Linked DNA regions of Homo sapiens: region 1 is linked to region 2. Evidence: chromatin contacts called from ENCODE Hi-C or POLR2A ChIA-PET data. All regions are on one chromosome and are shown on one strand. The core of a region is the stretch at or near the end of the contact, and the rest is flanking DNA. Distances in the headings are between cores, read along the strand shown.

Evidence for each region. Hi-C counts contacts between places; a loop is a spot of excess contacts on that map. ChIA-PET counts read pairs that join two places held with the same protein, here RNA polymerase II (POLR2A). Pooled maps may share reads with other maps.
Region 1: a map of PC-9 shows a loop between it and region 2 (8-fold over the local background). The contact joins two enhancer-like sites. A Hi-C loop is called at or near these places in 3 of 168 maps with a recorded cell type or tissue (B cell, HepG2 and PC-9), 1 of 37 single-sample maps with no recorded cell type and 1 of 50 pooled maps. POLR2A ChIA-PET finds 5 or more read pairs at or near these places in 5 of 52 experiments (GM12878, HepG2, MCF 10A and 2 more).

Annotation. Positions count from the first base shown.
Region 1 is chr2:142,943,207-142,946,904 of GRCh38, reverse strand. The region is part of intron 4 of KYNU (kynureninase); the gene reads right to left. Among named protein-coding and RNA genes, the nearest start is that of KYNU, 67 kb to the right of the region's middle. Within about 2 kb of position 2,069, at least 2 of the 41 ENCODE cell types and tissues checked have a DNase peak (open chromatin) inside an H3K27ac peak, as active enhancers do; they include PC-9, where a contact is called at or near this core.
Region 2 is chr2:142,901,771-142,905,505 of GRCh38, reverse strand. The region is part of intron 2 of KYNU (kynureninase); the gene reads right to left. Among named protein-coding and RNA genes, the nearest start is that of KYNU, 26 kb to the right of the region's middle. Within about 2 kb of position 1,630, at least 2 of the 41 ENCODE cell types and tissues checked have a DNase peak (open chromatin) inside an H3K27ac peak, as active enhancers do; they include PC-9, where a contact is called at or near this core.

The DNA.
Region 1 (3,698 bases), core at 820-3,319, 41 kb before region 2:
AGCTAAGATCATTGATGCAGGCTTCACTAAACAACGGATTTTCAGTGTAGATGAATGAGTCCTCTATTGGAAGAAGATGCTATCTAGGACTTTATGGCTAGAAAGGAGGTCTCAGCTACAAACCTTCAAGGGACAGGCAGAATCTTATTCAGGATTAACATAGCTAATGACTTTAAGTTTAGGCCAATATTTATTTACCATTCAAAAAATAATAGGGCTCTTAAGAATTATGCTTAATCTACTCTTCCTGTGCTTTATAAGTGAAACGACAAAGCCTGGACAACAGCCCACCTATTTACAGCATGGTTTGCTGACTATGTTAAGCTCACTGTTGAGACCTAATGCTCAGAAAAAGAAATATTTTCAAAACATTTAGTGCTTATTGACAATGCACATAGTCGCCCAAGAGCTCTGATGGAGATGTACAAGGATATTAAACTTTTCAAGTTTGCTAACACAATATCCATTCTGCAGTCCATGGATCATGGAGTAATTTTGACTTTCAAGTAGTATTCTTTAAGAATAAAATTTGGCAGCCGGGCAGGGTAATCCCAGCACTTTGGGAGGCCTAGGCATGTGGATTGGATGAGCTCAGGAGTTTGAGACCAGCCTGAGCAAAATGGTGAAACCCCATTTTTACCAATGATACAAAAAGTAGCCAGGCATGGTCGCTTGTACCTGTGGTCCCAGGTACTCGGGGGAAGCTGAGGCCAGAGAATTGCCAGAGCCCAGGAAATCAAGGCTGTAGTGAGCTGATTGCACCACTGTATTCCAGCCTGTGTGACAGAGCAAGACTCTGTCTCAAAAATAAAAAATAAAAATAAAAAACAAAATACAAAAATTAAAGTTAAAAATTTGGAAAAAAGGCCAGGTGTGGGGTGGCTTATGCCTGTAATCCTAGCACTTTGGGAGGCCAAAGTGGGTGGATCACCCAAGGTCAGGAGTTCGGGACCAGCCTGGTCAACATGGTGAAACCCCACCTCTACTAAAATTATAAAAATTAGCCAGGGATGGTGGTGCATGCCTGTAATCCCAGCTACTTGGGAGTTTGAGTCAGGAGAATCACTTGAACCTGGGAGGCAGAGGTTGCAGTGAGCCGAGATTGTGCCACGGCACTCCAGCCTGAGCGATAGAGACTGCTTTTCCAAAAAAAAAAAAATTAAATACAATTAAAAAAAGCATTTTGTGAGGATATTGTTGCCACAGATAGTGATCCCTCTGATGGATCTCTGCAAAGTCAGTTGAAAACCTTCTGGAAAGGATCTACCATTCTAGATGCCACTAAGAACATTCATGATTATTGGGAGGAGGTCAAAATATCAACATGAACAGGAACTGGGGAAGTTTATTCCAACCCTCATGGATGACTGATAGGCTCAAGGCTTCAGGTGGAGGAAATAATTGCAGATGTAGTGGAATAGCAAGAGAACTAGAATTAGAAGTGGAGCCTGAAGATGTGACTGAATTGTTGCAATCTCATAATAAAACTTCAACAGATGAGGGGTTGCCTCTTACGAAAGTGCAAAGAAAAATGGTTAAGATTTTGAAGATGGTGAAGATGCTGTGAACATTGTTGAAATGACAACAAAGGATTAAAATGTTTCATTAACTTAATTGATAAAGCAGTGGCAGGATTTCAGAGGATTGCTTCAAATTTTGAAAGTTCTACTGTGAGTAAAATACTATCAAATAGCATCACAAGCTACAGAGATTTCTTCCATGAAAGGAAGACTCAATTAACATGGCAAACGTGATTGCTATCTTATTTTAAGAAATTGCCACAGCCACTCCAGCATTCAGGTAACACCATCCCAATTGGTCAGCAGCCATTAATATAGAGGCAAGACAACCCACATCAGCAAAAAGATTACAGCTCACTGAAGGTTCAGATGATTGTTAGCATTATTTAGCAATAAAGTATTTTTTTAATTAAGGTATCCACATTGCTTTTTAGATGCAATGCTATTGCATACTTAATAGACTACAGTATAGTGTAAACATAACTTTTGTATGTACTGTTTAACCAAAAATGTGTGTGATTCACTTGATTACAATATTTGCATTACTGCAGCAACCTGGAACCAAGCCACAATATCTTTGAGGTATGTCTGTATTTTCAAAAGATTATTTACCTAATTGGCCTATCTTTTTTGGTTCAAATTAGATTTCTGAAACCAATATTGTCCTAAGATGTTTCAATATCATCATTTCACTAACAATCTTTTTTTTTTAAAAGTTAACCAAAGTTTATTCAAGTTGTTTTTCTTCATTCCTTTACTTTTTCCTAATTATTTTGAATTAATGTGGAAACATCAAGAGCTCCAGTTATGTTGGGGCAAAATTTTTAAAATGCTTCTGGAGAGCTTAGCAGGTTTTGAAAGGATCTTTACTTTATCAGATCATCTATGACTCACTGCAATAAATGTCAAGATTTAAATCACTTCTGAGATGAGTGTGAGCCAGTGCTCTAATCCAAAGAGTGCTTCTCTGCTTATTTATTCCTTGTTTATTTATTTATTGAACATCATATTTTTGCTTTACCAGAAGATAAAACTTAGTTAAATGCAAGCAACTGCATTCTGGTCTCAAAGACTGGCAAGCTAATGTTTATGGATCCATTAAGTATTTCAGCACTTCTAATTATGTGACTTGTATTATTTCAGCATGCATAGCAACTCAATAAGGTACCTACTCTAATTCTCTTCATTTCATAACGAGGAAACTGATGTGCAAAGAGATGAACTAACTGACCAAAAGTCTTGTAGAAGAAAAATAAAATAAGAATGTTCTTTCAGGGTTAAAGCATTGTTTACAGAAAATACTCTGTGTATTTGACTTGAGACTGAGGATCTTAACCAACTTCCCTCTGTGTCTTTTTAATCCTAACATAATTTCAAATCTCTTGCAAAGTGGGGATGACAAGGCCCCAAGCTGTTTACCATTGGATAAGAGGGTTCATTACGGGTCTCATAACTGCCATACAATGTTCTGTATATTTTATTAAGCAGATGCAAATGTTATTGTGGATTTGGCTGTAAGGTTTGTAATTAGGCTAAGTCCAAGAACTTTACATTCCATTTTTCAAGTAACAAATTTCAGCAGCCTTTAGAGGTGGCTGGTACATGACTGAGGGTCTGCAGCTGTGGGGGGATAGCTTCCAGGGATTATTGCTTCTCTGAGGGTCAGCCACGGATTTCATAAAGCAAATTTATGTTCACATTACACCATTTTTATAACCTTGAATGCATGTAGCTAACGCTGTGTGATTTTTATCTATCCAGGGAGAAGTAAGCTTAATAATAATATTAATAATATTCTTCAGCAATTTTATTTCTACCATCTTGATAATATGACATTAATTATAAGGGAAAGTTATTCCATGTTTTGAAGAATTATTGGCTCTCTATAAAATGTTTCATTAACAGTTTTTCTTCTCATCTGAAATTGAATTTTTTCTACTTCTATGAATAAATATGGTTATTATTTCTTTCTCTTCTCTATCCACACTATCAATTTGTACACATAATAATTTTTATTATCCTCCTGGTAACTTCTTTTTAAAATTTTTTATGGTAAATTAAAGGCTGTGGTTTTAAGAACCTGGAAGACTCAATCACGACCCAAAATATACAACTTGTCTGTTTGCTCATGGCACATTTAGACAACCTGGTGTTACAGTAGGTAGTCAGGCAGACATG
Region 2 (3,735 bases), core at 381-2,880:
AATCTTAATTACCATACAAAGGTCCTACCAGACCTAGGAGGAACTCCCTTCGGGACACAAGGATAGATGCTTCCTCTCGGGTGATTGAGAAAAAAACCACAATGGGTATTCATTAATTGATAGTGAGACTCTTGTGGAAGAAGAGTTAGGAGAATTCCCTAATCGTTGGTCTGTCAAACGTGTGAGCTGTTTGCACTCAGCCAAGCCTTAAAGTACCTACAAAACCAGCAAGCCCATCTTTTTCTCCTTGCTCTCCTCGTAGGAAAAAGGCACATAAGATAAACAGGATCCCTCTCTCATATTTCGTACCCAAAAGGACTTAATCTGGGGCAACAAAAAGCTTAATATCAATATTTAGGGCATATTCCTACAAAAGTAAAGAAGGACAAAGACCCTAGTGGGCAAAGAACTCCATCTCACTCCTGACTCAAAAGGTTACCTTCACCCTCTCTGAAACGAATTTGCATAAGAACTGTTGTTTATGGGAATGCATCTTGATGGGCAGCCAGGTTGTTATGAAAGACTCAGGAACTCAGCCCAGCTCTAGGACTCACCCCTGAGCACAAAGGCAATGTTGGGCACGCTGGTAAAGGACCACTAGAATCCAGCAGCCCGGATCCCTTTCTTTGTGGTCAAGAAAGGCGGGAAAAGGGGTGCAGGACTGCTACATTGGTGAGCACAACTAATCCGATAAGCAGAGGTCCATGGGTGGTTACACACCGTGGAAAGGACCATAGAGAACACTGTAGAACTAAGCTCATCAGAAAATGACTAGGGGTGCTGGCAAAACATTCCCCCCAAGGCAAAAACACCCCTAAAATGTATTCTGGAGAATTCGGCCTTGTCAGAGTGTATGTACCTTTTTCCCTGTCAGACTTGAAGCAAATTAAAATAGACCTAGGTAAATTCTCAGATAACCCTGTTGGCTATATTGATGCTTTACAAGGGTTAGGACAATCCTTTGATCTGACATGGAGAGATATAATGTTACTGCTAGATCAGACACTAATCCCAAATGAGAGAAGTGCTGCCATAACTGCAGCCTGAGAGTTTGGTGATCTCTGGTATCTCAGTCAGGTCAATGATAGGATGACAACAGAGGAAAAAGAACAATTCCCCACAGGCCAGCAGGCAGTTCCCAGTGTAGACCCTCATTGGGACACAGAATCAGAACATGGAATTGGTGCCACAGACATTTGCTAACTTGCTTGCTAAAGGACTAAGGAAAACTAGGAAGAAGCCTATAGATTATTCAGTGATGTTCACTATAACACAAGGAAAGGAAGAAAATCCTACTGCCTTTCTGTAGAGACTAAGGGAGGCATTGAGGAAGCAAACTCTCTGTCACCTGACTCTGTTGAAGGCCAACTAATCTTAAAGGTTAAGTTTATCACTCAGTCAGCTGCAGACATTAGAAAAAAACTTTAAAAGTCCACCTTAGGCCCAGAGCAAAACTTAGAAACCCTATTGAACTTGGCAACCTCGGTTTTTTATAATAGAGATCAGGAGGAGCAGGCAGAACAGGATAAACGGGATAAAGAAAAGGCCACCACTTTAGTCATGGCCCTCAGGCAAGCACGACTTCGGAGGCTCTGGAACAGGGAAAGTCTGGACAAATTGAATGCCTAATAGGGCTTGCTTCCAGTGCGATCTACAAGGACACTTTAAAAAAGATTGTTCTAATAGAAATAAGCCACCCCCCTCGTCCATGCCCCTTATGTCAAGGGAATCACTGGAAGGCCCACTGCCCCAGGGGACGAAGGTCCTCTGAGTCAGAAGCCACTAACCAGATGATCCAGCAGCAGGACTGAGGGTGCCTGGGGCAAGCGCCAGCCCATGCCATCACCCTCACAGAGCCCCGGGTATGCTTAACCATTGAGGGCCAGGAGGTTAACTGTCTCCTGGACACTGGCGTGGCCTTCTCAGTCTTACTCTCCTGTCCTGGACAACTGTCTCCAGATCTGTCACTATCCAAGGGGTCCTGGGACAGCCACTAGATACTTCTCCCAGCCACTAAGCTGTGACTGGGGAACTTTACTCTTTTCACATGCTTTTCTAATTATGCCTAAAAACCCCACTCCCTTGTTAGGGAAAGACATTCTAACAAAAGCAGGGACCATTATACACCTGAACATAGGAAAAGGAACACCCGTTTGTTGTCCCCTGCTTGAAAAAGGAATTAATCCTAAAGTCTGGGCAACAGAAGGACAATATGGACGAGCAAATAATGCCCGTCGTGTTCTAGTTAAACTAAAGGATTCCACCTCCTTTCCCTACCAAAGGCAGTACCCCCTTAGACCCGAGGCCCAACAAGGACTCCAAAAAATTGTTAAGGACCTAAAAGCCCTACTCCTAGTAAAACCATGCAATAGCCCCTGCAATCCTCCAATTTTAGGAGTAAAGAAGCCCAATAGACAGTGGAGGTTAGTACAAGATGTCAGGATTATCAGTGAGGCTGCTGTTCCTCTATACCCAGCTGTACCTTACCCTTCTACTCTGCTTTCCCAAATACCAGAGGAAGCAGAGTGGTTTACAGTCCTGGACCTTAAGGATGCCTTTTTCTGCATCCCTGTACATTCTGATTCTCAATTCTTATTTGCCTTTAAAGATGCTTCAAACCCAATGTCTCAACTCACCTGGACTGTTTTACCCCAAGGGTTAAGAGATAGCCCACATCTATTTGGCCAGGCATTAGCTCAAGACTTGAGACAGTTCTCATACCTGAACAGTCTTGTCCTTTGGTACATGGATAATCTACTTCTAGCTGCCTGTTGAAAAAACCTTGTGCCATCAAGCCACCCAAGCGCTTTTAAACTTCCTCACCACTTGTGGCTACAAGGTTTCCAAACCAAAGGCTCAGCTCTGCTTACAGCAGGTTAAATACTTAGGGCTAAAATTATCCAAAGGCACCAGGGCCCTCAGTAAGAAATGTATCCAGCCTATACTGGCTTATCCTCATCCCAAAACCCTAAAGCAAATAAAAGGTTCCTTGGCATAACAGGCTTCTGCCAAATATGGATTCCCAGGTACGGCAAAATAGCCAGGCCATTATATACACTAATTAAGGAAGCTCAGAAAGCCAATACCCATTTAGTAAAATGGACTCCTAAAGCAAAAGCAGCTTTCCAGGCCCTAAAAAAAGGCCTTAACCCAAGACTCAGTGTTAAGCTTACCAACGGGGCAAGACTTTTCTTCATATGTCACAAAAAACAGAAATAGCTCCAGGAGTCCTTACACAGGTTCAAGGGACCAGCTTGCAAACCATGGCATACCTAAGTAAGAAAATTAATGTAGTGGCAAAGGGTTGGCATCATTGTTTACGGGTAGTGGCGGCAGTTGCAGTCTTAGTATGTAAAGCAGTTAAAATAATACAGGGAAGAGATCTTACTGTGTGGACATCTCATGATGTAAACAGCATACTCACTGCTAAAGGAGACTTGTGGCTGTCAGACAATCGTTTGCTTAAATATCAGGCTCTATTAATTAAAGGGCCAGTGCTGCAACTGCATACTTGCGCAACTCTTAACCCCGCCACATTTCTTCCAAACAATGAAAAAGATAAAACATAACTGTCAACAGGTAATTGTTCAAACCTATACCACTCGAGGGACCTTCTAGAGGTTCCCTTGACTAATCCCTAACTCAACTTGTATATTAATGAAAATTCCTTTGTAAAAAAAGGACTTCAAAAGCGAGGTATGCAGTGGTCAGTAATAATGGAATACTTGAAAGTAA